4 separate regions of the Homo sapiens genome follow, and regions 1, 2 and 4 are each linked to region 3. The links are chromatin loops, found by intact Hi-C in ENCODE. Cell type or tissue: GM12878. All regions are shown on one strand. Links, peaks and the distances in the headings refer to the core of each region. The heading gives the core; the rest is flanking DNA.

Region 1 (7,290 bases), core at 45-5,044, 950 kb before region 3:
TTCTGATGAACTGTTTATGAAGGTAGTACTTTACTGGGTGACTAAAATGTCTACATTATTATAGCATTACATACGAGGATGCTCTTTTTACCACAGTATGTACCTAGTGTTGCATAATCTAGAACACAGTATAGAGTCCATATACAAAGAAGTTACAGTCCATATTTCTCACCTATTACCCCAGTGAAGTGAGGCAGAAATACCTTGGGCGAGGAGGGAGAGCCTTACCTTCTAATGGAATTAGATTCCAAAGATATTTGGATCCTTTGTTTCATAAAGTAAATGCATAGTTGGTAACTAAATGTTAAAAAGGCCATTTTATTATTGTTAGCCAAAACTTCTGTTTATTTCAAGTTAATATCGCCCAACTCTACATCATCTACCCATTTTAGCTCATAATGCTTTTGATTATCGCCAGATAAAGTCCATTCTCAGAGAACAAAAATTTTTCATCATTGAGAAAATGTGCATAACATAATACATACATACACAAGTATATTCACGTACATAAATACACACAGATATGTTGCTAAAGTGAGATTGTAGGTTATCAGTAACAATTTAAAGGAAACAACCACTCTTTTGAATGTACAACTTTTTTTTCTGAAATACACTTTTCTAAAACCCTCTTAACTGGAGGTTTCCTGTTTTCTTCTTGTTTTAACTGGTGGTTTCCAGTAGGCAAAATAAAATGACAGGCATGCTAGTTTTTTTTTTTTTTTTTTTTTTTTAAGAAAACTGAAATTAAGCCAGGCAGGGTGGCGCACTACTATAATCCCAGCTGCTGGGGCGGCTGAAGTAGGAGGGTCACTTAGCCCAAGAGTGCAAATCTGCCAGCCTAGGCAACATAGCAAGGTCCCATCTCTAAAAAAGAAATTTAATTTAAATTTGTAAGAAAAAAGAAAACTGAAACAGAACTGCCAGTACAATGTTTGTTGCAATTGTTTCCAAAACTTTGAGATAACGAAACCCCTATTCAAATGTAAATTTTACCCATTCCCACCTGATAGTACTGTTTATTACTTTGCTATGCAGGAGAAACAAAACAGCTTTTTATTTGTGTGTATACTCTGAAGTCAATGTGCATGGGTTAAATCCCACCTCTGCTTCATTTTATTTGTGTGGCTTTGGACAAGTTCCTAAGCCCTCTGTGTCAGGCCCCTCATTAACAAAATGGAGTTTATGATGGCATCTACCTCACATGGTTATTGTGTGGTTGAAATTAGTTCAAATCTGTAAAGTATGTTGATGAGTATCTGGTACTTGGCAAACACTATATAATTGTTAGCTTTATTATTATGTGTTGTTTGAAGGGGAAAAAAGTTTTTGTAGATTGGAGAACACCATGTAAGAGCTACTAAGCTCACCACCTTCCCATCCAAACAATTATTACTCCTCTAAATGAATACTACTTAAAAGTGATGGAGCTTCTGTTTGTTTATTGAATTGCTAATACAAATAAATATTTGACTATAACTTCTTATACTCATTTTAATTTTAACCTGAAATGTCATTAAATTATGCTGATAAACTTTGAATAAATTGTGATACAAAAGCTATTTTTCTCATTTAAATATATTTTAGAATTTTATATTGGATAACTTTTAATTATTCTTTAGTTGGGATTTCCAATTTATATGCAAAATTTTAAATGTGAAGTAAAGCAGTTTCAGAAGAAAAATGAAAAATCAGTCTTATTACCTCTATATAATTTATATATATCCCTATATATACTTTGTATATATATATACACACATTTATATATGTATATATATACACATTTATATATGTGTGTATATATATACACATTTATATATATGTGTGTGTATATATATATACACATTTATATATATGTGTGTGTGTGTGTGTGTGTGTGTGTGTGTGTGTGTGTGTGTATATATACACACACACACAGACCTCTATATAGTATATAGTTTCTGGTACCAAACAAGCTTTTTCAAAATGGTTACCAAAAAGCAACTTATTATTTAGAGGCTAGTCTAAATGGGCAGTTGCCAAATCTGCATTTTGTTTGCTCACCTTAGGAAGTGAATGCCTAACTCTCTTGAGACTTTTAGGTTTTATTTCTCCTAATCTAGTATGGCTAAATTCTAGTGTTTATTTTACATTTTTCTGGCCTGGCTTTCTGTCAAATGGCAACCCCATCTGTACTAAAGAGATCCTGCCATCTTGTGTACAGAGACAGAACTACATTCAGTAGAAGTAGCAGCCAATAAGGCTTGTATCAGATTATGGAAATTTTCTACCATAGGAACAGAAAATCCTAATAAATTTTAAAGGATTAATAGCACAGCATCTCCCCGAACTACAAAATCTTCTTTTATTCCTGACATACTGATTTATTTATATTCAGAGTTACTAACTACTAGACTTATAAGTCTCAATATTGATAGAGCTAAAAAACACATTGCGTAAAGGCAAGTTGTGGAACCATGTGCATAGCATAACATTTAGGTAAATTTTTAGTAACCAAAGTAATAAATACTTTCTATAAATACGTATTTATGTAAAAAAAAAAGGAATTTAGCTACTAATAGTCTACTGTTGACCAGAAACCTTACCTGTAACATAAACAGTTAACACATATTTTGTATGTTATATATATTATATACTATATTTTTACAGTAATCTAGAGAAAAGAAAATATTGTTAAGAAAATTATAGGGAAGAGAAAATACATTTACAGTATTATACTATATTTACCGATACCATAAGTTTGCATCATCTGATTGCAAGAAGAATCTTCTGAAATGTTGGGCAACTGCATCTGCAGACCTCAATCTGTGGTACATATCAAGCAATTCAGCTTTTTCTAATAATGTCATGACTTTTCTCTGCTTCTTGGGAGCACTTCCAGCATCACTAGTCGAGGTCCATATGGGTCCCATGGTGTTATCCAAGGTTTACAAGGTTTAATTTTATTGCAATAAAAAATGATGAAAAATATACAGGAACTGCAAGAGATCATAACCACCAGAGGCAATTGACTGGAGAGACAGTTGACTCACCTGGAGATGATTAGCACCACATGGTGCTTTAAGTGGATAGTCGCAACGCTAGAGCTCACCACAATAGCAACGGAGATTTTATAATAGATTTATGTATATTTTACGGTAGTAAATGATAAAATAGACTAGTGTATATATCTATAGTATTATATATATTATATATAGTATTATATATTATATATAGTATTATATATATTATATATAGTATTATATATTATATATAGTATTATATATATTATATATAGTATTATATATTATATATAGTATTATATATATTATATATAGTATTATATATTATATATAGTATTATATATATTATATATAGTATTATATATTATATATAGTATTATATATATTATATATAGTATTATATATTATATATAGTATTATATATAATATATAGTATTATATATAGTATTATATATAGTATTATATATATTATATATAGTATTATGTATATATTATGTAGTATTATATATATTATATATATATATTATTCATCACATACACAAAAAGAAGTGTTCACCTCACTTGGCAAGAGGGACTTGCATGTGTCAATAAGGACCTTAAGACTGGAAGACCCTGGATTATCCAGGTGGTCACAGTGTAATCTCAAGGGTCCTTGAAAGTGGAAGAGAAGAATCAGAGTTGAGAAGGAGATAAGGTGATGGAAATGGAGGTCAGAGTGATGTCCTATGAGAAGGACTAAACCCATGCATTGTTGACTTTCAAGATGAGGGAAGGGAACACAGGCCAAGAAATGTGGGCAGCTTCTAGAAGCTGGAAAAGAGAAGGAAACAGATTCACCCCTACAGCCTCCAGAAAGGCACAGCCTTGCCAGTCCCTTGGTGTTAGCCCATGTCAGGCTCCTAACCTACAGAACTATAAGAAACAACATTTGTATTGTTTTAAGCCACTAAATTTGTGATAATTTGTTACATTAGCAATGGAAATACAGAGTTACATGACTTTTTTAATAATAATTTTCAATGTAAATGTAATATTTTTACATCTTATAGAAACTTAGAAAGTTTCAAACTCCACATATCACTTATTTATCTCATTGCTACCCCTCTTTTTCCTCTTCTTTGGGTACATTAGAAGGAATACAACTTTTGTTCTGGATTTATACAAAGAAACAAACTGGTGTTTTCTCATATCATTCCCACTCTTAGAGTCTTAGAAGGTTTCAAATTTGCAAACAGAGATGCATTGGATATGGTAATGAGATTACTGATCTGAGAGCCAAAAAACTTCGATGATCCTCCTGGCCTTGCCTCTGGTAGGTAACATTACTTTGTGAGGTATTTTAACTTCCTCATATTTGTAAAATGGTTGTTTTCAACTAAAGGAATTCTAAATTTATGCAAACATAAAACTTTGTCACTATGGAGACATTCTAGTGGTATAATTTAATAGTATCCCAAGTTGCTTCAAGGTTCACCTTACATATTTGTATCCCACTCCTGAAGTACATAATGGGACGGGACCCACCAAACATTGAATAGAGTCACCCCTTTGCAAACTGATAAGGTGGCCTGGCACTCTCTTTTTTGAAATCCTAAGTGTGGGCACTTACAACGCTTTAAATTGAGGCCCCCAATACTGATAAAATAGGAAAAGTCTCATTTTAACATGTGACTCTCAAAATAGGTCCACATTTTTTGTGCGGGTTCCCTACTCACATATGGACTAGTAAAATCCACATCCATTTACCTTAATTCAACAGTATCATCTGTGTTATAAAGATGTTCAAGTTAAGCATTTCACATGTGTAAATGCATTTGATATTCATTTTAAAATCCATATTATTTTGTAGGTAAGGGAACTGAGCCTCAGTAAATTGTAGTGCCTTATTTTTAGCCATGCTGCAAGTATGTGACAAAATCAGAACTTTGAGTCAGGATTTTCTACTCTAATCATTTAATATTCATGAAATGTCAACCATGTGTGAGGCATGGAGGATAGAGAAAGAACTACAGAGACAGGGCTCTACGCTACCCCTCAAAAGGAGCCTACATTCAGCTTATGGTGTCATTTCCTTGATTAAGCTTCTCCTCCTCTTGTCTGTCTCCTACAATACTAGCCCATTTCTCCACTTCACACTCTCATTATTTTAGACACTTTTGTCTCTCCTCAGAGCTACGGGCTTCTTGATCTCACAGTACATTTCTGATTTACCTTTGTAGTTTCCCTTCACTGATTTAGGTAGCCAATACAACATTTTTGCAAAATAAGTACAATGAATATTTACTGAATGAATGCAAGTAAGCTAAATCCTAAAGGCCTCATTTGGTGCTAAAATTATCTTGTGTCTCCTATTTAGGTTTCACACTGAAAGAAGCAGTTTGAGAAACTGCTTAATTAAAAGACATTCAAATTCAAGACAATTTACACTTTCACTCTGTAATCATTTTCATAATAGCTCACATCCAATTAATACAGTGGATAAAACTTAAAAAGTTTAATGGGAAACCCTTTTAAATACTCTTTAGTTGTCAGAAAGAACAAAGGTAAAACTTGTAATTCCTGTCACATCTTCCTCGGTTCAAAGAGTATTTTACAGTTAGAATAAAAAAAGGAGCCAAATAAAATTACTTAGGTTTTTCTTTTTTTCTTGTTTTTTTTCTTTGAGGCTCAAGGAGTACATTCACAAAAATAAATTATATTGGCTCCCATATGAAATTATCAGGGATGACATTAAAACTAAGCAGCCAAGGAAAACATGTTGGTGCAGGCTTTAGTTTTTCTCTAAATAGAAAAATTAATATTCTAAGTAATTTTGAAATTTAAAATATTAAATTTATTAAAGCTGTAATGAATTATACATTGCTCCCTTAAGGAAAAAAAAAAATATCAGTACCTGTAAGATGTATCTGACATTCACAAACAGTAACCACCCAAAAACACCAGGTTTGGTTGCTGGATTAAGATTCTAAAATCTGATATTCTGATTTTAGAATCTTAATCTTAATAATGTATGTCTCTGTGTTCCTAAAATTTTTATTTTAAAGTGCATGACACAATACATCATGAAATAATTCATAGACTACTTTCTTAAAATTTAAGTAGTTTAAGAAATCCAGGAAAATATTCTTTCCTATTATTTTTGCATAAATTATAGCATAAATGAATATCCACATCCTACGTATATAATTAGTACCATGAAATACAACTTGCTATGTATAGTCCCTGCCACATGTTAGGAAAGTTTATGCGAATTGGGACCTCTCCACAGAAGAGTCATTCAACTTTAATAACTAGGGGAAATGTTGGAGTTAGGTAGTTGGTTAAAATGGAATCTTCACACAAAATGAGGTATCTGGTTGTCTTACCTTTAGTTATTACTGTATATTAATCTTCATTTAATTCATCTGTAAATACATTTTCAAATTTGACCACCAGAGGGAAGTATAGGGTTAATTATGATAGTCTGTGGTGGTCTATGTTATAAAATGTAAACTTTTTTTAAGTTTGGGCTCTGTCTCTCCCTCTCCTTCCCTCCTTCCCTTCTTCTCTCTCTCCTGTATCTCTGCTCTCAAATGACCATATTTTGCCATTTATAGATTCTTAAAAGCTGAACTATAAAAAAAGAAACCTATCTTCTATTTCCCATGCTATCAGTCTAATTGTCAATGTGATGTCTGCTTTTCAGTCATCGAGTTTTCATCACTCTTTTGCTTTATTATTATATTTGGCTTTTATAATTTCCTAGAAGTTGAAGACATCACAAAACAATTCAATTTTTAGACTTATTTAAACAGAAGAGTCTGTTCTTGCCCTAGAATATTCAGGACGTAGAAGAAGGCTCACAGCCAGTGCTACCAACATTAATGAGTGCTGCTGAATAAATATTAAGCTAGAAGGCACATTTTTCTCTGACCTAAAAACAAAGACATCATCACTAAATGATTAGGCTGAATGGCCTCAGGTTTCTCTAAGATGCTCTAGTAATTCTTTGGCTTCGTTAGACTTTTTAGGTCACAGAGACCTGGAACTATTTGCCCTGTTATTTTTGAAGACTTTTTGCAAGCACGAGGCAGAAATGTTTTCTCAATAGCCTACTATGTCAATCATTTGTTGTAATTGGATGTTCACTGAATATGGATTCTTACAGCATTTGCCATCACTTGTAGACTGAATTGAGGAAGATGCGTTCCTATTTCCTGAGCACAGAATGATGTTTCACTACGGTAAAAGTTTGACATAAAGTGGGATAGCACATGAGCCTGTTGTTTATTTCAGCTCTGAAATGCCTAAT
Region 2 (8,836 bases), core at 2,234-7,233, 710 kb before region 3:
AAGTGAAAGTTAAAATGTACAAATTTTGGTGAATGAAAGAAAGAAAAGGTGAAGTTAAGTCACATTAGAATGTGAGGATTCAAGATTTATTGCACATAGTTCATGGAACAAGAATTTTAAAAATTATTGAAATTTATTAAGAGGAATAGAAGTATACTAATTATGATATTGGTATGGGGAAAGGAAATTTAGTAAGTTTTGAAAAAGTATGCTAAATTTTATCTATCATAGCAGAAACTAATAGATCATGTTTAAATTAAGTAATATGTGCATAGTATATGGTGGTAGGTTGAAACTGCTAGAAGAAAAATTTAAAAATAGCAATCTCAAAAAATAAATAAAATTTAAAAAATAAAAACAGCTATCTCTGCAATAGAGGAAGTAGATAATTGAAAGAGATATAGGCCGGGCACGGTGGCTCACACCTGTAATCACAACACTTTGGGAGGGTGAGGCAGGGGGATCACCTGAGGTCAAGAGTTCAAGACCAGCCTGGCCAATATGGTGAAACCCTGTCTCTACTAAAAATACAAAAATTAGCTGGGTATGGTGGCAGGCGCCTGTAATCCCAGCTACTTGGGAGGCTGAGACAGGAGAATCACTTAAACTCAGAAGGTGGAGGTTGCAGTGAGCCAAGATCATGCCATTGCACTCCAGCCTGGGCAACAAGAGTGAAACTCCGTCTCAAAAAAAAAGAAAAAGAAAAAGAAAAGAGATATAACTGAGAACATTTCATCCTAAGCCCTTAGCTATTTTTTGATTATCAACATACGCATTTTATTTTTTATATAAATTAAAAATATATTTTAAAAAAGTAATGAAGTCTGCAACAATCTACTCCCAACCTATTTGTCTAACTTTATTTCTTTTTTTCTTTCTTTCTTTCTTTCTTTGTCTTTCTCTCTCTCTCTCTCTCTCTCTCTCTCTCTCTCTCTCTCTCCTTTCTTCTTTCTTCTTTACCTTAGCTGCAACCAAAATTGACTATCCAACAGAAGTTACTGAGACTGTTCCATTTGGTGCACTGGAGGAGCGTTATGTAGTACTAGGGGCAAATAAAAGCCAGCTGGAGTACTAAGTATATTACCAACAGCATTTGTCTAGTCTTCTTTCTTATAACTGTACACATACATACCCCACCAACAACAATACCCACTATAACAGCACATTCATAAGAGATGGTGCCATTTAATCTTCAACTTAGCTCAGATTCCAAGATTTTAAGCTCTCTGCTACCCATCTACTGTGAGGTTGTTCCTGATATTCAGTGCAGCATAGCTCTTTAATTCTTCTTTCTCTATTTTAGTCATATTCTCTGCTAACTTAACAACCCACTCCACATTCTTGGTCAGCTCCCAATCCTCAGATTCTGCTAACTTCATAATATAGGTCACCATGTGACTTGTTGACTTCTCCATCTGTCCAAATCTTACACATTATTTCAGATCCACCTCAAATGCCAGTTCCTCATCATTTCTTCTCTGGACTCAACAGAGCTTTGCTTCCTATTTATAAAAACAAAGGTCACCATGCTTTATATTACAAATTGGTTGTTTATATAAATTTATTACAAAATTATTGTATATGTATATTTTAAGTTTCTCTTAATTTTAAATTCTTTCAAGGCCAGGATTAAAGCTTGCTAATCTCTTATCTAACATAGTAAATGTAATATTTTAATGCATATAATGCTCCTTAGATGAATATTTAACTGTATTTTAATTTTGGTGAGATTCTCACTGTCTTAGTTCATTTAGTATGTTCTTTTAAAGAAATACCTAAAGCTGGGTAATTTATAAAGAAAAGAGGTTTATTTGGCTCATGGTTCTGCAGGCAGAGCAAGAAGCATGGCACAAGCATCTGCTTCTGGCGAGGGCTTCAGGCTCCTTCCACTTATGGCGGAGGGTGACTGGCAATGCACAGAGATCCCAAGCAAGAGAGGAAGCAAGAGAGAGAGTGGGGAGGTGTCCGGTTCTTTTTAACAATCAGTTCTTGCAGGAGCTAATAGACTGAGAACTCACTCACCCCTACCCTTAGAGAGGGTATTAATATTCATGAGGGATCCACCTCCATGCCCCAAACACCTCTCATTTGATCTCCTATATTGGGGATCAAATTTCAACATGAGATTTGGAGGGGAAGACACACCTGAACTATAGCACTCATGGATTTTTATTAATTGGGCAATTCGGAATTATTTTCTGTAGGTTTTTGAGGGGAGGCTTTCATTTTCTTCATAGGCATTTACTGTATGTTACATACTTTTTATACTATGGCTCTTCCAAAACAAAGATGGCTTGCAAAATAGTAACAAAATAGTAATAGTAACAAAATAATATTATGGGGTTAATAAAATGGAAACTGAAAATTTAAGTGTGGAAAGGAGTCAAGTATGTTTCACATATTTTCTGTGATTGAGCCTTAATATTGTTTTTGCAGCTTTCTAATATCCAGAGCAAAAAGGGAAATATTAATTTCAACTGGTGTTTCTAGATAAATGCTCTAATTTGAAGGTGTTGGTAACCAGCTAGACTTCTTAGGGAACTTTCAAACAGTGTGAGGGACATATCAAAAGATCTCACACATGGGAAATTATGATCGATCCTAGAAGCAGAAAGTGGGACAGAAAAAAATATTTGGTGACATAATGGATGAATAGCTCCCAAATTTTAGGGAGGACATGTTTACAGATTCAAGAAGCGCAGAAAACCCTAAGCAGTGTGAATTTAAGATAACCGCATCTAGGCATACCATATTCAAACCACAGAACCAAAAAGTAAAGAGAAAATCTTGAAAACAGCCAGGAAAAGAACAGCATATTTGAACAATTATTTGAACAAATTTGAACAATGATTCAATATTTTTTAAGAATGAAAATAAAGACATGTCCAGATAAAAATAAAACTAGCAGGGTTCATCACCAGCAGCTCTGCAATAAAACTAATGTTAAAGAAGCTCTTTCGTGAGACTCCGTCTCAAAAAAAAAAAAAAAAAAAAAAAGAAGCTCTTTTGGCTGAAGAAAAATCATACCTGATAAAAATCATGAGAATCTATAAACATCTAGGTCAATATAAGAGAATATTGTTTTCTCCTAATTTCTTTAAAATGCATATGGTTTCAAAGCAAAAACTGTAATATTCTTTTGTGTGGTTTATAGAATAAATACATATACATATGAAAATTATAATAAATGGACCTATGGAGTCGCAAAGTTTCTCCATTTTTCATGGAGTCATACAATATTAACTCTAAGTAGACTGAGAAGTTAAGAATGTGTATTGTAACTCCATGAGCAACCATTGAAACTAATGCAAAAAACTCTGAAAATCTAATAAATAAAATATAGTTTAAAAATATTCAATTAATCTAAAAGGAAGCAAGAAAGGTGGAATATAGGAGCAAAGAAGCAGAGGGGACAACAGAAAACAGATAGTAAAATGGTAGACCTAATTGTAAACATGCCAGTAATTCTATTAGCTGTTGTTGGACTAAACACCCCAATTAAAAGATAGAGATTGTCAGAATGAATTTTTTAAACACCCAAACATGTTATCTCAAGAAGATGCAGGCTGGGCACAGTGGCTCATGCTGGTAATCTTAGCACTTTGGGAGACCGAGGCGGAAGGATCACTTGAGCTTAGGAGCTCGAGACCAGGCTGGGCAACATAGTGAGACCTAGTCTCTAAAAAATAAAAATAAACATAAATTAGCTGGGTGTAGTGGCACACACCTATAGTCCCACCTATTCGGGTGGCTGAGGTGGGAAGACTGCATAGCTCAGTCGGTCTAGGCTGCAGTGAGCCATGTTCGCACCATTGCACTTCAGCTTGGGTGACGGTATGCGATCCTGTCTCAAAAAATCTAAACAAAACAAAAAAAGAAGATGCACTTTAAATATAAAGATGCTGATAGATTGAAATTAAATAGCTGGGAGAAAAATGCCATGCAAACTATAGGCATGAGAAAGGCTAGAGTGTTTATATTAGTATGAGATAAGGTAGACTTCAAGACAAAGAGTATTACTGGAATAAAGAGGGACATTTCATAATGCTAAAAGAACCAATAAATCAGGAAGATATAACAATCATAAATATGTATGTACCTAATACAGACTTTAAAATATATAAAGAAAAAAATGAGAATTACTGGAGCAATAGACAATTCCAGGATCATACTTGGAGATTTTAACACTCCTTTCTTAGCAATTGATGGGCCAATGATTCAAAAAATTTAGGGGAAAACAATGATACGATTTCTGCAAAAACAGATAATCCCTGATGTAGACAATAAAAAGATAGTTATACCAATATTGTTGCTAATATCAAACTGTGAAACAAAATTTACCAATGATCAACAAATGCATATACAGTCATACTTCACTTGATGATGAGGATATGTTCTGAGAAATGAAAAATCTACACAAATCTACGTGAAATATCTAATTTTTACTAGCACTTCTTGTCATAATACATCTTGGATAAGTTTCTTTTTTGAGTCTCACATATGACATCCATAAAATATTAATATAAATATCCATAACTCACTCTCCAAAATCAGAAAGCTGGCCTGATACCTCCTTGGGTTTTCTTTCACTACCAATGTATATGATTCTGCAAAATTAAAGCTATGAATTTTTCATTTGATACCCAAAATCTTGTAAGCTTAGAACTTGAAGACAGGCACAGCATGCAGTCATATAGTAAACACAAATAATGCTATCTGTAATGAAATTTTAACATTTTGACATTTGACAGAAGAATTCAAACCATCAAAAGAAATATTTTGTGTGTGTGTGGAGAGTAACCTTATTCATCGTCCATAATGATGATTTTCTTATTTTTCTTTCCTGAAATGCTGTGTTAAATAAAATCTTATATATAAATACAATCTTTATAATATAAACACAGTCTTATAGAGAAGACACATATATATAAAACAAATGAAACCACAACTGCTCTTGTTGACGTGATAGGTAGGAGCCCAGATTTCATTCCACCTAGGGGAAAATCGAGCACAGGTTCTCCCTCAAGGGGGCGCCTTAGAGCACAGCTGAAGCTAAAGCACAGGTGGAAGAATCACTGTAAAAGGAGTCTCCTTGGCTGGACATTCTTTCAGCTGCCATAATAGTTTCTTATTAAGACTTTCCTGAAACTCCAAAAATCACTGATCTGCATAGTCTTACTTTTTTCTACTCTTCTCAATGCCAGACATTGATGCGTGAAAAAAATATGCATCTCAGCATTTTATTATATTCTGTTATAGTGCTTTAAATTGCTTTGCTGAATTGTGTTATGTATAAATCTAATCAGCATTCCCTAATTCCCTTCTACCATAAGATCTCGAAAAGAATATATAATTGCTGAATTGACTAAATTATCAGGATCCAACATCTGGTTTGAATTAAACATTAAAATATATGAGGAAAATATTGAAAGACTACAAAAGATAGCAATACAGATGAAAAATATGGAAAATAAAGGAAGTGAACCTGTTTAATTGGTCAATGAAAAGGCAGTGAGAAACTTACTGTCTTTGAATTAGGAGGAAAAAACTATTATGCAGTAATGACTTTTTAATCCTTGCTATTTCATGAGGGATTTGCTACAAAAAGGAGGGATTTCCTCTTAATGAGAACTGACTGGACCCACAGTGCTAGTCAGCAATTCCAAATCAGCAAACTCACCCATTGTTCTGAATAGTCTTTCTAAGCATTTACCATATTCTTCAAGATTTCTGTCCCACTTTAACTCTCTGAGAATATCCAAAAAAGAAACTAAAAGGCACGAATAAAGGCAATGAGAGTGGGATTGCAGGGCATTGCTAATGAGGGAAAGATGTGGCAGCTTCTTGGAATAGAAAGGACGTTGGATTCCAAAAGGACGGAGAGAGGGAGAAGTGCCGGTTGACCTCCAGGACTCTGAACTGTGCAGCTCAGTTATGGGTGCTGCTGTTCACCAAGACTGGGCATGTCGGAGGAGGCAGAAGATGGAAAGAAAAGGAAGGAATGGTGATGATTGGGGGAATATGTGTATTCCTTTTGGATACACTGAATCAAAGTGCCTTTAGGAATTGCAGTGGAAATGTCTAGAATGCAGTCAGGTATACACAACTAAAGCTGGGTTGAAACACAGATTTTGGAGTTCTCGGGATGGCCAATGTCACAGGTATGGTTGAAAATGACCAAAAAGAGCAAGTAAAAGAGAGGTGCTCAACTTGGGATCCACAAACTCCTGTGGGTACCATGAGTGATCTTCAGAAGCATCCTTTAATCCCCGAAATTTCATGAGATTTTTGTGAGCATGTTCTTTTCCTCAGGAGAGAAGGCCTGTATCTTTCTCCATGTTCTCAAAAATTCATTACCCAAAAAGGTTTTGAACCAGAGATCTAGATTGAGAAACGAAAATATCCAGGAAACATTCTCTGAAGAATATGTCCATCCATACGGCCGGGAGCGGTGGCTCACGCCTGTAATCACAGCACTTTGGGAGGCCGAGTCGGGCGGATAACGAGGTCAGGAGTTCAAGAACAGCCTGACCAACATGGTGAAACCCCTTCTCTACTAAAAATACAAAAATTAGCCGGGCGTGGTGGCATACACCTGTAATCCTAGCTACTCAGGAGGCTGAGGCAGGAGAATCGCTTGAACCCGGGAGGCAGAGGTCGCAGTGAGCCGAGATCGCACCACTGCACTCCAGCCTAGGTGACAGAGTGACACTCCGTCTCAAAAAAAAAAAAAAGAATATGTCCATACACATAAAATATAAAATATATAAATGTTCATACACATAAAGACAATTAGTTGCCAAAAGGGAGCCTGAGAAAGAGCTGGCAGTCAGAGAGCAGAAGCAGAAAGACGCAAGACTGGATCCAAGAGAAGGCAAGTTTTCAAATAGGAGAATGCCCCATTCTGTCACTCAGGGTAGAGATCAAATATTAACCCTCAGAAGGGCCTTCTCTAATCACTTAGCTCAACCACCCATACGGGTGTATTTCCCACATGAACGAGAAAGTTCGCTGTGAGCAGGAACCCTGAATCCCAGTGCTTGCAACATAACGAACATAAAGTAATTGTCAGATGATTAACTGATTGACTGCTATTGGAGACAATCTGCAATTTTTAAATTCCATTTTTACCTTTCCTTGTTCCAAAAATACATTACATTCAAGTAGTTCAAAGACATTTTTGATTTAATAACTAAATGAACAAGTGAGCAAATATATTACCATTTGTTTCCCGGTACGACCAATAACAATAAAGGCAGAGTGCTATCGAAGAATGCAGAAAAAAAGGAGGAGGCAAAAACATAGGTAACTGAACAGTAAAGTAACTAAAAGCGTTAGTCACTGACATTTATACTTATTAGTGAGTTTTCTGACTAAAAGTTATTATTTATGTAATATAAGCATTTCATTTTATTCTATAATCTATAATGCTAGACAGGAGCAAATGCAGCAGTTGTCAATAATTGCTAAAAGCCTACCACACTGGACAATTCAAAGGTCTTTATTATAAGCCAAATGCTGTAAAACATAATGTCCTAAGGCAGTTAGGCAATAAACTTTTACTGAGGAAAATGAACTCTTCTTTCCTAGCCAATTTGAATAAAAACAACAAAAGTTATTTCAAACATTTTAACATAATGCTACACACTCATCTCCAATAAAATACATTATTTCTCAGAGTTATAGGATATTACATTATTGAAAATAGACTTGTTTCCTTACTTTTTATATTTAGGCCATGTTTAATACTTTCTATAAATAAACTATCAGACAAGATGATACCTCAACCTTAAGCAAAGTATTTTATACTTTTACTTTCAGAGATTCATAACAACACTTGATTTACATTTTAAAATATTAAATTCTACTTTCTGAGATGCAGATATAACAAGTACATCAATTTCACAATAGGAAAAGCATCTGTGTATTAAACAGTTCAGGTAGAAGATGGTCTCTGAAATCAAATAGCTTGTGAACTGATGCATTTTTCAAAGATTTGTCTTCAGTGAATTCTGCTGGGGAGAGCAAGATTTTCAAAGTGGCTGTCGTATCCTCATTCCTGTACTGACTCGTAAGAGCCAAGAAAGGAGAAAGGAAAATTGACATCTGCGCACAGCTTAATGTTGGTACAGGTGCAGGGCAAGCTACATAATTTACAGGGTCAAGCGCAAAATGAAAATTTGGGACTCCTTTTTCAAAAAGCAGGGGAAAGCATTTTTTAAAGGTATGAAAATATAAAGCTTTTTCATTTCTTCTCTCTCTCTTTTTCTCTCTCTCTCTGTCACAGTGGGGTTTTTTTATTGAATTAGAAACTGGAGGTAATTTTTTTTTCTTTTTTATTTTATTTTATTTTACTTTATGTTCTGGGATACATGTGCAGAACTTGCAGGTTTGTTACATAGGTATACATGTGCCATGGTGGTTTGCTGCACTCATCAACCCGTCTTCTAGGTTTTTAAGCCCCACATGCATTAGGTATTTGTTCTAATGCTCTCCCTCACAGTGTTCCCCACCGCCCGACAGGACCCAGTGTGTGATGTTCCCGTCCCTGTGTCCGCGTGTTCTCATTGTTCAACTTGTCACAGTGTTTTTTATTTGCACTATAATGTTGTTCTAGGTAAAGAAAAATTAAAATTTTAAATTATTAAAATGAATTTTGCTGTTCATCTATGTATTGTACAGTGCAAATTTTAAATGCAAATATAGGAATATTTAACTTATACAAAATGACCACAATTACTTGATTTGTATTTCATAGCTCACACGTCAATACACATTTTGTTCTTAGCAAAACAATGGAAACACTATGCAAAACTAACTCAACTGTTCTTATTTC
Region 3 (8,836 bases), core at 1,962-6,961:
CTACTACTTAGATCATTTTTATAGCCCCCCACCCCTACCCCAGGAAGCAAAATACTGCGATTCTTTCTTTTATTTTCTTTTCTTTCTTTCTTCCTTTCTTTCTTTCTCTTTCTTTCCTTCTTTCTTTCTTTCTTTCTTTCTTTCTTTCTTTCTTTCTTTCTTTCTTTCTTTCTTTCTTTCTTTTTCTTTCTCTCTCTTTCCTTCCTTCCTTTTTTTCTTTCTTTCCTTCCTTCCTTCCTTCCTCTCTCTTCCTCTCTTCCTCTCTCTCTCTCTCTCTCTTTCTTTCTTTCTTCTTACTGTTTTTTTCTTGAGGCAGAGTCTAGCTCTGTTACCCAGGCTGGAGTGCAGTGGCACGATCTGAGCTCACTGCAACCTCCACCTCGCTGGTTTAAGCCATTCTCGTGCCTCAGCCTCCCAAGTAGCTGGGATTACAGGCATGTGCCACCACGCCTGGCTAATTTTTGTAGTTTTAGTAGTGCTGGGGTTTCGCCATATTGGCCAGGCTGGTCTCAAACTCCTGACCTCAAGTGATCCACCCACCTTGGCCTCCCAAAGTGCTGGGATTACAGGCGTGAGCCACTGCGCCTGGCCTCTTCTGTTTTTACCCAGCAAGATGTAACCACCGTTTTGAAGTATTTTTCTGTCCTAATTTTATTATGCTTATGTGTGTACATAAAGAAAATGGTGGCTCGAGGTGGGCGGATCAGTTGAGGCCAGGAGTTCGAGACCAGCCTGGGCAACATGGCGAAACCCCATCTCTACTAAAAATACAAAAATTAGGCGTGGTGGCATGAGCCTGTAATTCCAGCTACTTGGGAGGCTGAGCCACGAGAATTGCCTGAGCCCCAGCAGCAGGGTTTGCAGTGAGCTGAGATCACACCTGGGCAACTGAGACCCTGTCTCAAAAAAAAAAAAAAAAAAAAAGTGAAACCAAAGGTTTTAATTTATTTGAAAAAATGGCATCTTTAAAGACTTAGCCTTTGCATGGAATTGTAGGACACGGGTGCTCAACCACCTCGCCTGTATGTAAGTATGAGAATTCAAGCACATGCACACCCATGCCCACACAGATACTTACGAAGGACTGTTTTATGTACATACGGAGATCCTTTAAGGCTTCTTGACAATGATATTTTTATATTACTATTTTAAAATGAAAATGTTTTATTTTTATGTTGAGCAGAAGAGTATTTAAATAAAAACGTTGTTAAAAATACAATTAATCCATAATCTTCATGAGGGTAGGGACTATGTTTGTTTCAGGTTTGCCTTCTCATGCCTACCATGGAAATTTGCATTTAGTCTGTTCCCGATGGTTTTTTTTTTTCAATTCTCTATTCAAAAGAAGGAACTCCTTTGATCTGTAGATAAAGACCTTCATTATGGTCTCACTTCCTAATAAAATGGCTGGTTACACATCATCAGGTGTTGGATTCTTCGTATCAATTTTCTGTGAAACTGCTTAGTGAATAAAAACCTGTTTAGGGTAAGGTATAGGAGAAAAATACAGCTTGCTTTTTATATCCTTTCTGATGTGAGGGGTAGTGGTGCTGTCAGGTGTTTTGCAGTATTGTTGCAGTTTCTTGCTGTTGGGACTCCTATAGTGAAGTTAGGCAGATTTAGCTTTGAATTTGACTCTGTCTCTGGGTGTGTATAAGTTACCTTTCATTTTTCTGAGACCCAGGTGACTCCAGGTGAGAAACAGGTTTCTTGTGAAGATAAAATTGCAGCATATGAATCTAAAAGAGACATTTGTAAATTAATTTCATAACCCATTAGTAGTTTCCAAAAGAGTCAAAATTTCAGATTCTTTTAAATGTGATAAATTGTTCCTTGAGCCCTTGGATCTATTTCTTTACCCTCAGTTTAGCTGACTCATCGATTTGATGTAATCTCTCTCTCTCTCTATATATATATATAGTTTGTATTGGTGTTTTTCCTTTCATTTATCATTTATTGAATAGCTTCATAACTCCCAGTGTTTCACTCCTTCCTTTCATGTTAAAAATGAATTTCATAAATTTAAGATTGTGCCAGGCACAGTGGCTCATGCCTGTAATCCCAGCACCTTGGGAGGCTGAGGTGGGTGGATCGCTTGAGCCCAGGAGTTCGAGACCAGCCTGGACAAAATGGCACGACCCTATCTCTAAAAAAATACAAAAATTAGCCAGTGTGGTGGCGCACCTCTGTGGTCCCAGCACTGCTCAGGAGGCTGAGGTGGGAAGGTCACTTGAGCCTGGGAGGCGGAGGTTGCAGTGAGCCAAGAGTGCACCACCGCACTCTGGCCTGGGTGACAGTGAGACTTTGTCTCAAAAACAATAATAAAAATAATAAATAATGAAAAAAATGATAACATTAATGAGCCTATAGAATATCTGGCTTTACTGGTTCTTTAGTAGTTTACATTGTTTGCTAGTTAAAAAAAAAGGATGTCTGCTGTGTCCCCTGTATTTTCAGTATAAAGATGAAATGTCTTCAATATTTTCATCAGCTTTCAGAGTTCTTATTGATCTTACTGACTTTTCCTGTTTTGTTGGTTGCAATTCCTTGTAAATGAATTGCTATTGTTTGGAAAATAAGGATTTTTTTTGAAAATCTTAAAATGGTGTTTTCTTTCTTCAGAGTTTTTAATTATAAATGAAGTAATTTCCTTACAATTTAGAACTTTTAAGAAATAGAATAAAAATTACCCTCTACTTTAAAAATGTCATTTGTTTTCTTATTGTGGGAATTTATATATAATTGATATATTTACATATAACTCAGTATTATGAATAATATCATTTTATAATAAAATATCAGTATTCCAACAGTGGAAATTGTAAATACCAAAGCCCTTAACTCTTGTTAGTCCTCCTTCTAAAATTTGGCGTATACTTCATGTTTTAGTACATGCACTTTATATTTCTTTTGGCTTGATATCATTGTTGGGGTTGCTTACTGTGCTGTGTTGCATTAACTTATCTAGTGAGCTTGCTTTGTGCCATTTGACTATACAAAAATAAATAATGAAAACTTTGTCTATCAGCTTATAGCTCAGCGCTCCATCAGAGGAGTAAAAATATACAAATTTTTAAACTGTAATAAATCCAGTAACAGAAATGATGTAATGTATTTGTGAAAAAGATTAAAATTATTGTGTATCTGGAAAGCCATCTGTCTATTGGAAGGTGGCCATTGTTAGAACTTATTTTTTTGAAGCCGTGGAACACTTTGTTCATAGAAAATCCTGTTCAGCCCAACAATAGTAGCTATTATGGTTGAAAGAGGTTTGGACGCCTTGAAATCCCAAGGGCTCTTGACATTGAAAACCTCTGATCTCAACTGTCTGCGGGACGCCTATAAAAGGATAGAGGATAATTTGTTGTAAATAAGTAATTTTCACTGTGGTTTTTTGGCATAATCGTATATTTGAGAGCACAAGTCTAAGCTGGCCAGAAGTCTGTAATAACAGCAGTGTAGGTGAGCAAAAATGGGACCCTGAACTGTAGCAAAGGGTTTCGATAGAGACTTGGGAGGGGAACCCGCAGAATGTGATGATAGGCTGTGAAGAGGGAGAAGCTTCGGAAGTTGTCCCTTTATCTTTTGGTTGGAGGGTGTTGGTGAGACCGCAGATACAGGAAAATAAAGGTGTTTTTCTATTTTTTGGTCATGGGTGGCTGGCCCTCTGGAGTTCCTTGTGGTCCCCATGTAGTTATTGGAACCTTTGTTAGTCTTCATTTTATTTCACTTTCTTGTTTTATAGGCATGTGATCAATAGCCCTCGATGATGATTCCTGTCTCCTTTTCTCCAGATGCCAACAGCTTTGTCTTTTGAATGTGATACTGTGCGGTATTACATCCTGGATAGTATAAAGTGACCTTTCTAAAATAGCACCAAAATTGGTATTTGATGCTATATGTGGTTCTCAGTTGTGCCGAACCTGTCTCAGATAGCTGTGTCGTGTGCTCGGCTCAGCCACTGTTTCTGGACATTTTGCCTATTCTTTCTCACAAAGCAATCGCCATCTTTTTGCTTCTCTGTTTTAATGACCTTGTTAATGCTGTCCATGTGAAGCATTTAGAGGAGCTTCCTCACTCCCCTGGGCCGCTTCAGGCTTGGCCATATTGCACTTGCTCTGCTAGAGTGGGAGGAGTCTCTTCTTGTACCCCATACACCCTCCTTGTTTCATATTTTGTCAGGATCATCTGGGAAAGCACTAACTTCTAGTTCCAGTTTGCTTAGATTTTGCATGGGCACCATTCTTTCTGTTTCTGTTTATTGCTTCTCCACTCCCGAAAACCCCCCAAAACTTAGATGGCCATGTTTGTGGCTGTTGGGAGTCTTGTTTTGAGCTGATGGTCTTCTAGGATCAGCATCCTTTACCCACAGCCACTTCCGCAACGCCTGCCGCTCTGTTTTCTTTCAACTCTCTTTTCTCTCCTTGTCAGTCCCCCTTGGCTTTTCTTTCTTTCTTCGTTTTTTTGGCGGAGTTTTGCTCTTGTTGCCCAGGCTGGAGTGCAGTGGCATGATCTTGGCCCACTGCAACCTCCGCCTCCTGGGTTCAAGCGATTCTCTTGCCTCAGCCTCCCGAATAGTTGGGACTATAGGCACCCACCACCATGCCTGGCTAATTTTTGTATTTTTAGTAGAGACGGGGTTTCACCATGTTGGCCAGGTAGATCTCAAACTCCTGACCTCAGGTGATCCACCTGCCTCTGCCTCCTAAAGTGCTGGGATTACAGGCGTGAGCCACTGTGCCTGGCCTCCATGAGCAACCTTTTTGGCTGACTGGGCCTCACTTAAGTTTTCACATTGTATTAACAGCTGAATGAAGTAGCATTTTCACAGTTATTTTCTTGCCCTCTAATAATTGTCTTTGCTGATTTAATCAGTTTTCTTTGGACTTAGTAGTTTTTTGTTCTTTCAGTTCCCTTGTCAACTTCAACTTGATCGCTTGCATTTACTGGCCACCTCCTTAAATGAGAATGTGGAGCGGCACACACAGCTCTTTCCCATGGAGAGAGTGCCACCTTGTGGATCTCTAGGATATTGCCGAGGAGGCTCTTAGATCCTGGCTCCATTTTTCCATTTACTGGTAAACTGAAGTTCACATCTTTGACTTTCAAGCACTTTAATACCTTACCTGGGTTCCTGTCTATTCAGTTCATTAATTTACTTATTAAGAAAATATTTGAGTGCCAATCAAGCATTATGTAGTGTATATATTGGGGGTACTTAAGAGTTAGAGGAGTTTAAAAACTATTGAGGAGAAACTCCCAATGTGAATAATTATGACGTTCTGGCACCTGCGTCACGTGAGCATGTACACAGGGCACTGGGAAGCTGGAAGAAAGCGACTCACTTTCCTTGGAATATACCAAAACACTTCTCAGAGGAGGTGATAGTTAACCTGGAACTAGAAGGATGAGTAATAAATTTACAAGAGAAAATATACTATTTAGAAGCTAGACTGCAGGTTTGTTCAAAACCTTTGTGGCATAGGTGGAAAAAAAAATGTGTGGCCTGGCCGAACAGGATGAAGTTTGCAGCATAAGGAATGTTGGGGTTGGGAGCAGAAAGCAAAGCTGTAGGTTGGTCCTTTCAGAGACGATCGTAAGAGAGGAAAGGAGATGAGGAAGATGAAGAGAACTAGTATTTTTTGTTACCATCATGCAAGGTACTGCATATATATTGTTTCATTAAATAAAAGGAGCTCTGTGAAGAAGGCATCAATGTCTTCCATTTTGCAGTTGAGGAACTAGAATCTCAGAATTTGACTTTACCACGATCACGTGGCTAGCGTGGAAGAAGGAATCTGTGCTCCAGAACCTGCGCTCTTTGCACAGCATTTCCTGCTTCCTTCATGGGCTCTGCCAGGGGGTTTGGACCTTCTCCTGTGAAGGACCATGGGGTTCATCAGAAGGATGTCATCTGATCCGATTTACCTGAGCAAATGATCACTGAAATGTTTCCCAGCTTCTACTAGGCATGATGCGCAGTTCCTGCCTTGAAAGGAAGTTCATTGTAGTTGGAAGAAGATGCTCAGGAATAAGAAATCATTACAGAAAAACATAAAACAATGAAATTAGATGGGCTAAGTATTTTAGAGTTTGGAAAACAGTGAGTGAGAAGATTTTCTTAAAGTAGTAGTTTTTGAGCCATCTCTTAAGGTACAGTGGGATGTAGAGGGTAGATGGAGAGAGGTAAACATCTTGAACAGCATGGCAGAGTTGGAATGAACAGAAGGAAAGCAGCCTGTCAGGAGCAGCAGGTTATGTTGAGGGGTAGTAGGAAGGAAGGTGGGAGAGGTGAGGGGGTCAGATCAAGTATTTCCCTCATGCCCATTATTCTTTGTTTAGACTTGGGATAATGCTCAGCGGGGATCATACAGTTCTGATTGCCCCAGAGGCTTTCTATCTGTTTACATTGGAAGGTGAACTGATCATTTTATAATGGTCTGTATTTGGTTTTGTTTGGCCTCGTTAATTTCCTTCCTGTTGATGAAAAACAGAAACAGGAGCCTTTTAGAGTTTCTCGTTATAAACCAGGGCTTTTGTGACTTCCGTTTTGTCCATTGTGGGATGAGATGTATTGAAATGAAATCAGTTGTCCATTGTGGTTCCTAGCTCAAGATCCTGTGGTCAAATTCTGAGATTCTAAGAAGGATTTGGTCTTCTGTAAGCGTGAATTCCCCTGATTAGAGAGACTCGCAAGTACTGCTTTCCTATACGAACCTCTTTAGTCTTCAGATTTCTGTTTTTTGCCCAGTACTGGTAGTGTCAGGTTATTTGGAAATCCTCAGTCAGGGTTCTTTCAGGATTAAGCTTTGGCATTTCAGCAACACTTGAAGGGGCTCCTTTGCTCATAATTTTAAAAAAAAATTATTTGAGGAAAAATTAAAATAGCACTGATTAATACAATGTATGTACCTAGTTGCATGGATATTAATAGAGTTGTACTTTTTTTCCTGCCATTTGTTCCTCTTGGGAGTTCATATTGAGACCATTTTTTCTGAAAGTTTTTCAGAGTTGGCCAGCCCCATGTGTAAGAAACATCCAGGATATTTGTTTAAAAGTCACTTTGATGGATCTCCTATCTAATGATCAGAAACTGGGGAATTGGGTGGGATAGATGCATTTTAAATTAACATCTTAGGTGATTCATTTGCACATCAGGGCCTGAGAACTACTAGATAGAATAGAATCTCAGTGTTAGTCTTAGATATTTATTATTATTACTACCACTACACTTACTTCTTGTCTTACAATGTGGTTACATCCCAATAAACCCACTATATGTTGAAAACATCCTAAGTCAAAATGCAGTTAACGTACCTAGCCTACTGAACATCATTGCTTAGCCTAATGATATGGTTAGGCTCTGTGTCCCCACCCAAATCTCATGTCAAATTGTTGTGCCATTGGGGGAGGGACCTAGTGGGAGGTGATTGGATCATGGGGGCAGATTTCCCCTATGCTGTTCTCATGATAGTGGATGAGTGTTCATGAGATCTGGTGGTTTAAACATGTGTAGCACTTCCCTCTTTGCTTTCTTTTCTGCTCCACCATGGTAAAACATGCTTGCTTCCCCTTCGCCTTCCCCCATGATTGTAAGTTTCCTGAGGTGTCCCCAGTCATGCTTCCTGTACAGCCTGCGGAACTGTGAGCCAGTTAAACCTCTTTTCAAGTTACCCAGTCCCAGGTAGTTCTTTATAGCAGTGTGAGAACCGACACATACACTTAGGCTACTGTAAACATGCTCAGAACACTTACATTAGCCTACAGTTGGGCAGGATCTTTTTTTTTTTTTGAGACAGAGTGTCGCCCTGTCACCCAGGCTGGAGTGCAGTGGTGCAATCTTGGCCTCACTGCAAGCTCCGCCTCCCGGGTTCACGCCATTCTCCTGCCTCAGCCTCCCGAGTAGCTGGGACTACTGGCACCGCCACCATGCCCGGCTAATTTTTTTTGCATTTTTAGTAAAGACGGGGTTTCACCGTGTTAGCCAGGATGGTCTCGATCTCCTGACCTCGTGATCCACCCACCTCTGCCTTCCGAAGTGCTGGGATGACAGGCATGAGCCACCGCGCCCAGCCGCGCAGGATCTTTTAACACAAAGCCTATATTATAACAAACTGTTGAGTACCTCATGTAATTTATTGGATATTCTATTGAAAATGAAAAGCAGAATCGTTGTGGTGCTGGAAGTTGAGTGTGTCGTAAAGACAAAAAAGCTTGTCAGACCATTGGAAGTTGGGCACCGTCTGTACTATTATTATTATTGTCAGTCTTCTCTTAACCAGCTTCATTGCCTGGAAGTGAGGTCTCAATTTGCATATCCTTTAAGTACTGAACAATTTGCTGCTGCTACTACTAAGTACTATTTTCATAATTTCAGTTTCATTTTTCTTAAAAAAACCATCACTTTCCCATTTTTACATACACATGTAAAAACCCTCCAGTGACAGCTAGCTGCACTGTGGAAAGGAAGTGTTTGCAGACCTTGAAGGGAAGCACGTTGTACCCCACACGGAAACTCTGCCTGCCTGAGGCATGATTGTAAGTGAAAAGAGTAAGCGTGGTTAGTTCAGTGCTTTCTAATAAAGTAAGGGGAATTTTCTAGACTAGTAAGACTAAATAAAACATATTTCGATGCTGACACCTCAGCAAGGAATTTTCATAACAGGAACTAAACATGAATTCTATGGGGGATGGATAGGAGGAGAGGAGAGGGGTTTTTCTAGCTTACAACTATTTCCAGAACATCTGTAAAATAAGAGTCACTGTTTTTTGTATTCTTACATTTCTTAACTATGTATTCTTACTTTTAATTAACTTACTTTTCCAAAATCTGAAT
Region 4 (8,836 bases), core at 2,173-7,172, 790 kb before region 3:
AAGAACCCATGTCCAGCACAGCAAATGAGACTGGGAAGCGGAGTTCATAGGGAGGTATATAGACAGCTGTTGTTAATGTGAAGCTAGCACATCTGAGAGTGCACAAACATCTGGAGGCTGCCCAGAGGCTGATGTTGGTCAACAGGACCAACAGTTGAGGAGCTAGATACAAATCAGAAGAGAGCCAGAGCAAGTGGGAACCCGCTAGGCACCTCTACATGTTTTCATTACCTTCTACGACTAAAACCACCTTTAGAGAGTAATGGCCACTACTTCACTTTTGCTTTTTGATTCTCACCTGAGTTCTTCATAAGCCACACAGGGCAACTTATCCTGGGAAATATAGTGCCCAACTTAAATGAGTCAACGCGAACAAGCACCACACAAGTTGTCCTGATTAAGAGATATAAGATGCATATGTGAATGTGCTGAAGGTCAGTTTGGTTAAGGTATCAGGGAACATGAGAGTGACCATGATTTCCATGGTGTGAAGTTGATTCTTAATCAAGGGAATCATCTCTAGTGAGGTGAGAGTGAGGTTTATTTTTGCAGGTTCAGGATGAAAAGCCTGAGACTGATCCAAAATTATCCAGTCCAGCATAAGAAAATATTCCTTGACAGGATGCCCTAATCCATGCAGCCATGAGAGGGTTTTATTTAGATGAGAGAGAGAGCTCTATAGCAGTGCCTTCCAACTCCTGTGTCAAAGCAAGCCATTGTACTGGTATATGGAAAAGGGTTCAGGTATGCTGAGATATTCATCCTCCAAGCCTGCAGGGCAGCATGGTCGCAGTCAGAGCTCCTAGACCAGCTGCCTTGGGCAATGAGCATTTCTGTCCAGGGCTGAAGGCAGTGAGCATACTGGGCTACATTTATTTCTTGCTGCTTCCCCACCATTCACTCAGCACAGTGTGTGGTACTCTAGCACCTGGGCATCTCTTCCAGTAGCCATCTGCAGCATGAATTGCTATTCATAATGGACAAGGTGCCTGCAGAGCTGCTGAAGGAGTGCATGTTCCAGATGCCCAAGGAGCTCAGCAGGCAGCCGTAAGTATACTAGCAGGAGGTAAGAATGGCAGGAGGCCAGGGAGACTGTTTTTGGCAGGCACCACCCAAGGAGTAGCTCTGAATCTCTGCCTTCAGTTTTTGTAACACATATGGGTTTGTGGCTTAACTTGTTCCTTTTCTGATTCCAGCTAGCTTCAGGTGCACCTACATTCTGACAATTAGAGCCTTGTCATTATTTTAAAATTGTGACATAAAAAATTTCATGTGGATTCAAAATCTATTAATATTAAAGATAATTTCAAAGTTTCATCTCTGAGGGAGAAAATGGGGTCTTCTTTAAATACAGTTTCAGCTGTTACAAACAACTTGAATGGCTGAAAAAAATGGTTTTAATTTTTTAAATTACATGGCTATGTGAACAAAATTTATTTGATGGTAGCTATAAACAAAGTAATCATCATCTGAAATCATTAATAAGGAATTTACTATAGCCATTGAGAACATAAGACCTAATAACAAAATGTTATGTTCATGGAAGCAAATATGAGTTTTTTATTAAAAACCTTGGAAGATTCTATTTGTAAATTTTAATCATGTTCAATTGGTAACAACTAAAAAGTATATATCATATAAAATAAATGTAATAAAATTTTTCACTAAGCACCACGGAGATTCCTCCAGATCCCCCCATTTACTCCAGTGTATTGTATGATTGTAATTTTATGGTTTTCTATTTATTTCACTATGTTAAATATAAAATTGTCATGAAGAACTACTCTTGAGAAGGTTAGAAATGCACATTTCTTTGGGGTCAGAGAGACACAAATCTTGTAGCTCTAATTCCATATGTCCCCCTTATATCCCAACATTATCTTAACATTATATCCCAGTGGGCTGGCATTATTATGAAGGATATTTACAATTGAGACTCCTGGATGCAGGACTACTCTCCAGCTCCATGTCAGATAAAAAAAAATCACCCAGTGGCAAATGATTAGTGATTGGTAACTACTGATTTGTCTTCTCAGTTTATCAATGTTTCTCTGAAAAAGTAATTATGTTAACTGAGTTCTTTAAAACTTATAGATTCAAGACTGCATTTTAAGAAGACCAAACTGGCTGAGACTATATATGATGAGGAGAAAAGGGAGGAATGAAAGAAGGGAAGAAAAGTTGTATGCTGTTGCAATAGTCAGAGGACAATAATGAAGACCTAGCATAAGGCTGTACAGTAGCTGTGGAAAAGAGATTCTTGAGGCACTTTGTAGATAAAATCTTCAGAACTCTTGAGTTTGGGGAGAAAGAGACATGTGAAAGAAGTCAAATATGACTGAAATGTTGATTGTGAGAGGATGGTAAAATAGAGTTAAGGAAGAGAAAAGGAAGAGATGGTTTAGGGAGGAGAATAATGTATTTGGATCTGGAAATGTTAAATTTGGGTCCTGGGGTAGGACAACAATATAAACTGTTCTGCCAAAAAACCAAGTTACTGATCAGAATATGAGGAGAAATGCCCTCAAATATATAGCTTAATTCTCAAACAGAAGGAGGAACATATTTTTTAATTGTTTTTCCGTAAGTTATTGGGGCACAGGTGGTATTTGGTTACATGAGTAAGTTCTTTAGTGGTGATTTGTGAGATTTTGGTGCACTCATCACCTAAGCAGTATACAGTGCACCATATTTGTAGTCTTTTATCTCTCACCTCCCTCCCACTCTTCCCCCCAAATCCCCAAAGTCCAATGTATCATTCTTATGCCTTTGCATCCTCATAGCATAGCTCCTACATATCAGTGAGAAAATATGATGTTTGGTTTTCCATTCCTGAGTTACTTCACTTAGAATAATAGTCTCCAATCTCATCCAGGTCACTGCAAGTGCTATTAATTCATTCCTTTTTATGACTGCATAGTATTCCATCATATATATATATATATATATATATATATATATATATATATATATATATATACATACACACACACACATACACACACACACGTACATACACACACACACATACATACACCACAGTTTCTTTATCCACTTGTTGATTGATGGGCCTTTGGGTTGGTTCTACGATTTTTCAATTGTGAATTGTGCTGCTATAAACATGCGTGTGCAAGGATCTTTTTCAAATAATGAATTTTTTTCCTCTGGGTAGATACCCAGTAGTGGAATTGCTGGATCAAATAGTAGTTCTACTTTTAGTTCTTTAAGGAATCGCCACACTATTTTCTATAGCAGCTGTACTAGTTTACATTCCCACCAGCAGTGTAGAAGTGTTCCCTGTTCACATCCATGCCAACATCTGTTTTTTTAATTTTTTGATTATGTCCATTCTTGCAGGAGTAATGTGGTACCGCATTGTGGTTTTGATTTGCATTTCCCTGATCATTAGTGATGTTGAGCATATTTTCCTATGTTTGTTGGCCATTTGTATAGCTTTTGAGAATTGTCTATTCATGTCCTTAGCCCACTTTTTGATGGGATTGTTTGGTTTTTTCTTACTGATTTGTTTGAGTTCACTGTAGATTCTAGATATTAGTCCTTTGTCCGATGTATAGATTGTGAAGATTTTCTCCACTCTGTGGGTTGTCTGTTTACTCTGCTGACTGTTCCTTTTGCCATGCAAAAGCTCTTTAGTTTAATTAGGTCCCAGCTATTTATCTTTCTTTTTATTGCATTTGCTTTTGGGTTCTTGGTCATGAAACCCTTGCCTAAGCCAATGTCTAGAAGGGTTTTTCCAATGTTATCTTCTAGAATTTTTATAGTTTCACGTCTTAGGTTTAAGTCCTTAATCCATTTTGAGTTGATTCTTGTATAAGGTAAGAGATGAGGATCCAATCTCATTCTCCTACAGGTGGCTAGCCAATTATCCCAGCACCATTTGTTGAAAAGGGTGTCGTTTCGCCCACTTAATGTTTTTGTTTGCTTTGTCAAAGATCAGTTGGCTGCAAGTATTTGGGTTTATTTCTGGGTTCTCTATTCTGTTCCATTGGTCTGTGTGCCTAATTGTATACCAATACCATGCTGTTTTGGTGACTATGTCCTTATACTATAGTTTGAAATCACATAGTATGATGCCTCCAGATTTGTTCTTTTTGCTTAGTCTTGCTTTGGCTATGTGGGCTCTTTTTTGGTTCCATATGAATTTTAGAATTGTTTTTTCTAACTCTGTGAAGAATGATGGTGGTATATTGATGGGGATTGCATTGAATTTGTAGATTGCTTTTGGCAGTATGTTCACTTTCACAATATTGATTCCACCCATCCATGAGCATGGGATGTGTTTCCATTTGTTGGTGTTGTCTATGATTTCTTTCGGCAGTGGTTTGCAGTTTTCCTTGTAGAGGTCTTTTGACTCCTTGGTTAGGTATATTACTAAGTATTTTAATTTTTTGCGGCTATTGTAAAAGGGGTTGAGTTCTTGATTTGATTCTCTGCTTGGTTGCTGTTGGTGTATAGAAGAGCTAGTGATTTGTATACATTAGTCTTGTATTCGGAAACTTTGCTGCATTCTTTTATCAGTTCTAGGAGCTTTCTGGAGGAGTCCTTAGGGTTTTCAAGATAAATGGTCATATTGTCAGCAATCAGTGACAGTTTAACTTCCTCTTTACTGATTTGGATGTCCTTTATGTCTTCTTGTCTGATTGCTCTGGCTAGGACTTCCAGTACTATGTTGAACGGGAGTGGTGAGAGTAGGCATTTTTGTCTTGTTCCAGTTCTCGGAGGGAATGCTTTCAACTTTTCCCCATTCAGTATTATGTTGGCTGTGGGTTTGTCATAGATGGCTTTTATTACATTAAGGTATGTCCCTTGTATGCCAATTTTGCTGAGCGTTTTAATCACAAAGTCATGCTGGATTTCGTCGAAAGCTTTTTCTGCATCTGTTGAAATGATTATGTGATTTTTGTTTTTAATTCTGTTTATGTGGTGTATCACATTTATTGACTTGCATATGTTAAACCATCCCTACAACTGTGGTATGAAACCCACTTGATCATGGTGGATTATCTTTTTGATATGTTGTTGGATTTGGTTAGCTAGTGTTTTGTTAAGGATTTTAGCATCTATGTTCACCAAGGATATCAGTCTGTAGTTTTCTTTTTTGATTCTTACCTGGTTTTGGTATTAGGGTGATGCCAACTTCATAGAATGATTTAGGGAGGGTTCCTTCTTTCTCTATCTTGTGGAATAGTGTCAAAAGGATTGGTACCAATTCTTCTTTGAATGTCTGGTAGAATTCTGCTGTGAATCCATCTGGTCTTGGACTTTTTGTGTTGGTAATTTTTTTTTTTTTTTTTTTTTTTTGTCATGCAGGCTGGAGTGCAGTGACACGGTCTCAGCTCATTGCAACCTCTTCCTCCCAGGTTCAAGCAATTCTCCTCTCTCAGCCTCTCGAGTAGCTGAGACTACAGGAGCCCACCACCACACCCAGCTAATTTTTGTATTTTCAGTAGAGACGGGGTTTCACCATATTGGTCAGGCTGGTCTCAAACTCCTGACCTCAGGTGATCTGCCCACCTTTGCCTCCCAAATTGCTGGGATTACAGGCATGAGCCACCATGCCCAGCTGGTAATTTTTAAATTACCATTCCAATCTCACTGCTTGTTATTGGTCTGTTGTGTTTTTCCAGGAATTTATCCATCCCTTCTAGGTTTTCTAGTTTATGTGTGTAAAGGTGTTCATGGTAGCTTTGAATGATCTTTTGTGTATCAGTGGTGTCAGTTGTAATATCTCCTGTTTCATTTCTTAGTGAAGTTATTTGGATTTTCTCTCTTCTTGGTTAATCTTTCCAATGGTCTATCAATTTTGTTTATCTTTTCAAAGAACCAGCTTTTTGTTTCGTTTATCTTTTGTATTTTTTTTGTTTGTTTCAATTTCATTTAGTTCTGCTCTGATCTTGATTATTTCCTTTCTTCTGGGTTTAGGTTTGGTTTGTTCTTATTTCTCTAGTTCCTTGAGGTGTGACCTTAGAGTGTCAGCTTGTGCTCATTCCGTCTTTTTGATTTAGGTGTTTAGGGCTATGAACTTCCTTCTTGGCACTGCCTTTGCTGTATCCCAGAGGTTTTGATAGGTTGTATCATTATCGTCTTTCAGTTTGAAGAATTTTTAAATTTCCATCTTGATTTTGTTTTTGACCCAACGCTCATTCAGGAGCAGGTTATTTAATTTCCATGTGTTTGTGTGGTTTTGAAGGTTCCTTTTGCAGTTGATTTCCAGTTTTATTCCACTGTGGTCTGAGATGGTGCTTGATACAATTTCAGTTTTCTTAAATTTATTGAGGCTTGTTTTATGGCCTATCATATGTTCTATCTTGGAGAAAGTTCCACATACTGTTGAATAGAATGAATAGAATCTGCGTTTGTTGAATTAAATTTTCTGTATATATCTGGTAAGTCCATTTGTTCCAAGGTATAGTTCAAATCCATTGTTTCTTTGTTGACTTTCTGTCTTGATGACCTGTCTAGTGCTGTCAGTGGAATATTGAAGTTCCTCACTATTATTGTGTTGCTGTCTATCTCATTTCTTAGGTCTGTTATTAAATGTTTTATAAATTTGGGAGCGCCAGTATTAGGTGCATATATGTTTAGGATTGTGATATTTTCCTGTTGGACAAGGCCTTTTAACATTACATAATGTCCCTCTTTGTCTCTTTTAACTGCTGTTGCTTTAAAGTTAGTTTTGTCTGATATAAGAATAGCTACACCTGCACACTTTTGGTGTCCATTTGCATGAAATGCCTTTTCCCACCACTTTAAGTTTATGTGAGTCCTTATATGTTAGGTGAGTCTCCTGAAGGCAGCAGATGGTTTGTTGGTGAGTTCTTATCCATTCTGCGGTTCTGTATCTTCTAAGTGGAGCATTTAAGCGAGTTACATTTAACGTTAGTATTGAAATGTGAGGTACCATTGCATTCATTGTGCTCTTTGTTGCCTGTTACTTTGGTTTTTTTGTTTTTTGTTTTGGCTTTTTAACTTGTGTTTTTGTTTTATAGGTCCTGTGTGATTTATGCTTTAAAGAGGTTCTGTTTTGATGTGTTTTCAGGATTCATTTCAAGATTTAGAGCTCCTTTTAGCAGTTCTTGTAGTGGTGGCTTGGTAATGGCAAATTCTCTTGGCATTTGTCTGAAAAAGACGTATCTTTCCCTCATATGTGAGGCTTAGTTTCACTGGATACAAAATTCGTGGCTGATAATTGTTTTGTTTGAGGAGGCTGAAGATAGGGCCTCAATCCCTTCTAGCTTGTAGGGTCTCTGCTGAGAAATCTGCTGTTAATCTGATAGGATTTCCTTTATAGGTTATCTGATGCTTCTGTCTCACAGCTCTTAAGATTCTTTCCTTCATCTTAACTTTGGATATCCTGATTACAATGTGTCTAGGCAAAGATCTTTCTGCAATGAATTTCCTGGGTGTTCTTTGTGCTTCTTGTATTTGGATGTTTGCGTCTCTAGTAAGACTGGGGAAGTTTCCCTCAATTATTCCCCCAAATATGTTTTCCAAGCTTTTAGAATTCTCTTCTTAGGAGCACTGATTATTTTTAGGTTTGGTCATTTAATATAATCCCAGACTTCTTGGAGGCTTTGTTCATATTTTCTTATTCTTTTTTCTTTGCCTTTTTTGGATTGGGTTAATTTGAAGACCTTGTCTTCGCACTCTGAATTTCTTTCTTCTACTTGTTCAATTCTATTGCTGAGACTTCCCTGAGCATTTCGCATTTCTAAAACTGTGTCCAAAGTTTTCTGAATTTTTGACTGTTTTTTCTTTAAGCTATCTATTTCCTTGAATATTTCTGCCTTCACTTCTTGTATCATTTTTTGAATTTCCTTGCATTGGACTTCACCTTTCTCTGGTCTCACCCTGATTAGCTTAATAACTAAACTCCTGAATTTTTCAGGTAAATTAGGGATTTCTTCTTGGTTTGAATACATTGCTGGTGAACTAGTGTGATTTTGGGGGAGTGTTGAAGAGCCTTGTTTTGTCATATTACCAGGGTTGGTTTTCTGGTTCCTTCTCATTTGGGTAGGCTCTGTCAGAGGGAAGGTCTAGGGCTGAAGGTCATTGTTCAGATTCTTTTGTCCCATGGGGTATTCCCTTGATGTAGTACTCTCCCCCTTTTCCTATGGATGTGGCTTCCTCTGAGCTGAATTGCAGTGATTGTTGTCTCTCTTCTGGGTCTAGCTACCCAGCTCCGGGCTGATACTGGAGGTTGTCTGCACAGAGTCCTGTGATGTGAACCATCTATGGGTCTCTCAGCCGTGGATACCAGTGCCTGTTCCAGTGGAGGTGGCCAGTAGGGGAATACAATGGACTCTGTGAGGGTTCTTAGCTTTGGTGGTTTAATGCTCTATTTTTGTGCTGGTTGGCCTCCTGCCAGGAGGTGGCGCTTTCCAGAGACCATCAGCTGTGGTAGTATGGAGAGGAACCTGTGGTGAGTGGGGCCCTAGATATTCCAAGAGTATATGCCCTGTGTCTTCCGCTACCAGGGTGGGTAGAGAAGGACCATCAGGTGGGGGCAGGGCTAGATGTGTCTGAGCTCAGACCCTTCTTGGGTGGGTCTTGCTGTGGCTGCTGTGGGGGATGGGGGTGAGATTCCCAGGTCACTGGAGTTGTGTACCTGGGAAAATTATGGCTGCCTCTGCTGAATCATGCAGGTTGTCAGGGAAGTGGAGGAAAGCCGGCAGTCACAGGCTCACCCAGCTGCCACACAAACTAAAGGGTGGGTCTCACTCCCACAATGCCTCCCACAACAGCCTTTAGTCCATTTTCAGGTGGAGAGTGATACAGGTTTGAAAACCTGCCCCTGGCCACCTACCTCCCAGCT

The links. Hi-C counts contacts between places; a loop is a spot of excess contacts. Peaks named below come from ENCODE experiments on the same cell type or tissue, not always from the same donor. Only the 100,000 strongest peaks of a DNase experiment are listed, where the experiment ranks them.
Region 1: a loop joins it to region 3, with 7 times the contacts of the local background. A loop is called at or near these places in 13 of 110 quality-filtered maps.
Region 2: a loop joins it to region 3, with 3 times the contacts of the local background. A loop is called at or near these places in 3 of 110 quality-filtered maps.
Region 4: a loop joins it to region 3, with 4 times the contacts of the local background. A loop is called at or near these places in 3 of 110 quality-filtered maps.

Annotation. Positions count from the first base shown.
Region 1 is chr4:158,253,729-158,261,018 of GRCh38, forward strand. TMEM144 (transmembrane protein 144) reads left to right here. Exons shown (of 13, transcript NM_018342.5): 13 at 1-1,688. Among named protein-coding and RNA genes, the nearest start is that of TMEM144, 47 kb to the left of the region's middle. In GM12878, for the core only: a CTCF peak has its summit at 2,194 (motif pointing left); no DNase peak of the experiment used is centred there.
Region 2 is chr4:158,491,199-158,500,034 of GRCh38, forward strand. The region is part of intron 3 of RXFP1-AS1 (RXFP1 antisense RNA 1); the gene reads right to left. Among named protein-coding and RNA genes, the nearest start is that of RXFP1, 26 kb to the right of the region's middle. In GM12878, for the core only: a CTCF peak has its summit at 5,027 (motif pointing right); no DNase peak of the experiment used is centred there.
Region 3 is chr4:159,198,155-159,206,990 of GRCh38, forward strand. The region is part of intron 3 of RAPGEF2 (Rap guanine nucleotide exchange factor 2); the gene reads left to right. Among named protein-coding and RNA genes, the nearest start is that of MIR3688-1, 74 kb to the left of the region's middle. In GM12878, for the core only: a CTCF peak has its summit at 5,009 (motif pointing left); DNase peaks (open chromatin) are centred at 5,007 and 6,627; H3K27ac peaks cover 704 bases.
Region 4 is chr4:158,410,488-158,419,323 of GRCh38, forward strand. No RefSeq gene overlaps it. Among named protein-coding and RNA genes, the nearest start is that of RXFP1, 110 kb to the right of the region's middle. In GM12878, for the core only: no CTCF peak of the experiment used is centred there; no DNase peak of the experiment used is centred there.